2 separate regions of the Homo sapiens genome follow, and region 2 is linked to region 1. Evidence: chromatin loops called from intact Hi-C (ENCODE). Cell type or tissue: MCF 10A. All regions are shown on one strand. Region 1 overlaps ATG4C (autophagy related 4C cysteine peptidase). Region 2 overlaps DOCK7 (dedicator of cytokinesis 7).

The links. Peaks named below come from ENCODE experiments on the same cell type or tissue, not always from the same donor. Only the 100,000 strongest peaks of a DNase experiment are listed, where the experiment ranks them.
Region 2: it touches region 1 in a loop (5-fold over the local background); 2 of 110 quality-filtered maps call a loop at or near these places.

The regions. Positions count from the first base shown.
Region 1 is chr1:62,840,442-62,842,941 of GRCh38, forward strand. ATG4C (autophagy related 4C cysteine peptidase) reads left to right here. Exons shown (of 11, transcript NM_032852.4): 10 at 987-1,106. Among named protein-coding and RNA genes, the nearest start is that of ATG4C, 58 kb to the left of the region's middle. In MCF 10A, a CTCF peak has its summit at 1,326 (motif pointing right); a DNase peak (open chromatin) is centred at 1,340.
Region 2 is chr1:62,507,020-62,509,519 of GRCh38, forward strand. DOCK7 (dedicator of cytokinesis 7) reads right to left here. Exons shown (of 50, transcript NM_001367561.1): 35 at 943-1,039. Among named protein-coding and RNA genes, the nearest start is that of USP1, 71 kb to the left of the region's middle. In MCF 10A, CTCF peaks have their summits at 1,368 (motif pointing right) and 1,583; a DNase peak (open chromatin) is centred at 1,352.

The DNA.
Region 1 (2,500 bases):
TTATATAAATATGAATATACAGTCTTATGTTCTTTTTAACACAAACTTATTTTTTCTACATACAGAAAAAGACTTGGTCACTTCAGTGATTTTTAAGGACAGGCTAAGCATTTAAGCATTAAAAAAATTTTTAAACATAGTACTAAGGTGTGATTGTGAGGAACAAAAAGATTGCAGTGATTACTTTTATATTCTGCCCTTTTTCTACTTTTGTATTCCCTAAAGATGCCAAACTCTACTAACAGCCAAATCCATTAGCAAGACAGTAGAGAAACTAGGGCAGCCTCCCCAGCCCATTTATATCTGTGGCACTGTGTCTATTGGAGAAAAGTGAACTAAAGAGACAAAAGGACTGATGAGAAAGAGGGCAGGGACCATAATGGAATGGTTTCACCTGTTCCAGCCTGTTCCCTGAGAAGAAACAAGAATTAAAGCACACTCAAAGAGAAAGTTGAAGAATACGCAGTTATGTACTAATTGTGTGAATTGCTAAAACCCTCAAGTTGACCTCTTTTTATGTCAATATAGAACATTTACCTGAGTCTGTGTATTTGTTTAAAAAGTCTCGATATCCTTGTTAAAAGGTTTATAAACATTAACCCAAAATCTCCAACAAAACAGACTTAACTGCATTTTAATAGAAATGGCTAACTTGATTCTAAGCCTCATACTTTTTTCATGTCTTTTTCATGTTTTCAAGTGTTAGAAATGCATACCACTTTTGACACACTTCCTTTCTTTTGCAGAATGGCACTAATATCACAAAAGGTTGAAATTTGGTGAATTAAATATATAAAAATGTTGGCTCTTATATTTTACAGTTTTGCAGAGTGGAGAGGACCATCTGCGTAGGATGAACTAAAACACCATTTGAAAATCATGTTTATAGTGATGGGAAAAAGCTAGATAGAAAATTTTAAATAATAGTTTTATATATACTTGTCTATCAAAGATAAATTAATCCTAAAGAACTTTAAAAATTACAGACATTCCACTGCCCTTCTCCCAAAAAGATGTCTTTTCGAAAAATGGATCCCAGCTGTACAATAGGATTTTACTGTCGAAATGTTCAGGACTTCAAACGAGCTTCTGAAGAAATCACCAAGGTATCTTTATTTAAAATATTATATTTGTAAATGACCTAATTTTATTAGAAACAGACTGTCAGAAAGCAAAAACCTGTAAATTATAATTTTTTATAAAATTTCCTCTTGAATGTTAATATTATTAGGAGTATTGTGAATTGAAAAATAAAGCCATTTGAGGAATCTTAGCGTTTGAGGCAAATGAAATCTAGTGACAAGTTGAAAGTATTGATTGGTCCACTAGGTGGCACTGTTGAAATAAAAATCCTGTTGCAAACGCTAGACCGGTCCAAGCAATTAGGTTATATTCTATTTGAAGAAGATTTTAAAAGGGCAATCCCTTAGGGGTAGGAAAAAAATTAATGAAGTATTTGATCAAGCCAAATTGTGCATTATTTCTTGTTAGTCCAAGTGCTTCTTTGATTTTTTTAAAAAGAGAAATGGTATTTTTGGATTTCTCAGAACTGCTTTATCAAATGAGCTGTGTTTTTACCTTTCAGTAAGCTTGTCTAATCTGATCTATTCTACTTATAGGATCCTTGAAAGAGGTTTATTTAACTTCTTCTCATTACATTTATACTTCTACATTTTTTTGGTCCTTGAGTACTGCTAAAACATTTATGGAACCTTAATATCTGTCTCTATGTAGTATTTTAGAAAATAAAAAAAGACTGCTTTTTAAAGAAATACACATAGTTTGATAGCTCTTTATTTGTACCAGTAGTTAGGCTATCATTTTATGGTATGTAAGACCAATACTCGTCATTTTTGGGAATTTTTTTTTTTTTTTTTGAGACTAGGTTTCACTCTTGTTGCCCAGGCTGGAGTGCAATGGCGCGATCTCGGCTCACTGCAACCCCTGCCTCCCAGATTCAAGCAATTATCTTGCCTCAGCCTCCTGAGTAGCTGGGATTACAAGCATGTGCCACCATGCCTGGCTAATTTTGTAATTTTAGTAGAGACGGGGTTTCTCCATGTTGGTCAGGCTGGTCTCGAACTCCTGACCTCAGAATTCTTCACTGGAACTTATATATAATAGTAACTTATTACTGCTTTATTTCCAGTTAATTTTATTCAGGAAAGTGGACATAGTAAGTTGAAATTTTATTTTTACAATGTAAAAATGGAATGATAAAAAATAAAACGTTTCATATAAGCTAGATTTAGTTTACTTGACCTGCCATATGAAAGAGGAAATTTAGCAGGAATGTGGCAGGAAAATGAATGAGGAAAGGAACAAATGAGATATGTGGGAACCATTCCATATTCTTCATTTCTCACAGTTGTTCTCTTTTCATTCTCCTTTTTCAACATGGAAGGCCAGGTGAACATAACAAAATATATATTTTTCATTTTTCCTCCTATTACTGGAAATTAGTATATGCATTTGTATATTTTAGTTTGACAGTTCTTTG
Region 2 (2,500 bases), 330 kb before region 1:
GCTGGTCTTGAACTCCTGACTTGAAGTGATCCACCCACCTCAGCTTCCCAAATTGCTGGGATTACAGGCATGAGCCACCGTGCCCAGCCATAAAATACTTTTAAAGGAAAATTCTCACAACAATGTACAGAATGGATGGTGGGAAGAATACAGAGTGAGTTATGAAGTAGGTGGCCATTGTAATAGCGTGGAAATATGAACCTGGCAGAGTAGTGGTAGTAGAAAAGGAATGGAAGGAATAGGTGAGAGATATATTTACTAAAACATCTGAAAGATCTTGCTAACTGATTTGAATCCTGGCTCTTCTACATACTAGCTGCGTCATTATGGGCAGTTATTTAACATCTTTGTGCCTAAGTGTTCTCATCTACAAGATGAGGATACTGACAGTTTCAATGTCATGAGTTTCTTAGAAGGATCAAATGAGTTAATATTTGTAAAGTGCTTAGGACAATGTTTAACACAGAAAAAACTAAATAAATGTCAGCTATCACATTGTTACTACAGAATACTGCCCAGAGGGCAACTGTTAGGACCCAACACAATGATTATAGATAAAAAGCCTGAAACATTGCTGTGGTATACAGAGGATACTGCATAAACCCAGTTTATCTATATGTAGCTATAGCTATACATGCATGTTGAATCTCACCTGATGGCAGAACTTCCACCTATAAATACTCAGAGGATATTTGGAAATGCAAGACTAGGCCATCAAGGGGAAAGACAAGGAGATAAAGATTTCATAATCATCCTCCATGAAGAAACAGTTGAAGCTATGGGAATTTATAATTACAGAGAATCTCAGAATGCTTGGAACGAAACTTTTAGGAACTACCAATATTTAATAAAATGTAATTTTATGGCTCACAGTAAACACTTTTCCCTCCAACCTCAATTTACCAAATCCGTATTTTAAATTTCTCTTCTTTGCATTCTTACCTGAACAACAATCTCTAATGTATCTAAAATGATTAGGTTTGCTTCTGTAGCCAGGTTTCCATCAATCAGTGCTTCGTGTTCAATCTCTGCTCTTGATCTAATACAAAATATTGTAAGAAATTATATTTATCTTTTTGAAAACTACAATTCTGAAAAGACTTAAGGATGCATAGAAATAAAAAATTTCAAACCATTTTCAATATTTGCCTGATAAAAAATTACAAGAGAATAAGAAAAAAGGCAGTAGTTTACACATTTATGCAGCTTTTTTGTTAACCACAACAATACACACTTTCTCACCCCATTACAGAAGTGTAATGCCACTAAAAGCATAAATGTTTATGTTTTAGCTTTCAAACATGCAGCAGACAGTTTTATTCTAAGTGACACTGACACTAGGTGGTGCTATGTGGGCTTGTATTTAGGACTGCTTCATGGAAAACAACATTCAAATATTTAGTATTCATCTTACTATTTCAAATATTTCCAATGTCTGTATTCAGGATAAATGTACTTAATTTGTCTAAGGTTTCATCTAATTTTCCCCCAATTTTTTTTATATAAATATGCTCAGATGATAATTTAACTCTTCAGTGAGACTAGATGGAATTACTCATTGGAAACACAACAAATTTGGGGAAAAAAGGATGTGAGGTGACGAATATGCTAGTTAGCTTGCCTGTGGTAATCATTTCACAATTGTACACATATATTAAAAGATCATGTTATATTCTGTAAATATATACAATTTTGTCAATTATAACTCAATAAAGCTAGAAAAATAATAAAGAAAAAAGAACAAAACAGTTTGATGCAATAAAGTGGTTTACTTAAATACTAATATTTGTAAAAGTATCATTTAATGCAAATAAAAATGTAAGAATAATTACACATGATTTATGAATATAGTTGAGATTTTTGTTTTAGCAATAATAGATATACAGATACTATATATTACACCAAAGTAGACAAAATAACACATAAAGTACAAGGCCATATTAAACACTAACTTTTCTAAGTTTTTAGATCTGTAAGTCTGTGAGTCTTTATTATTACCACTAAAGAGAATACTTCATTAATTTACAGTTTACAAATTCAATTTAAGAATAAAAGCACTTTGAAAGGCTGAGGTAGGGGATCCTTGAGACCAGGAGTTAAGAGACCAGCCTGCACAACATGGCAAAACCCTGTCTCTACAAAAATTATTTGGGCGTGGTGGTGCACAGCTATAATCCCAGCTACTTGGGAGGCTGAGGTGGGAGGCTCACCTAAGCCCAGGAGGTCAAGGCTGCAGTGAGTCATGATTGTGCCACTGCACTTTGGCCTGAGTGACAGAGTGAGATCTTGTCTCAAAAAAAAAAAAAAAAAAGAATACAATTATCAAAATTAAACTGGAAAATAAAATATTTAATGTTCAAACTTAAAATTTCCAGTGACATTTTATAAAGAAACATAAGATGGTTTAAACAAAAAGAATCAGGAGAACACCAAAAAAGTCTCCCTCAAAACACAGCAAGATAAGCCAAGAGAACACATTCTACAAATGCAGAAATAAAGC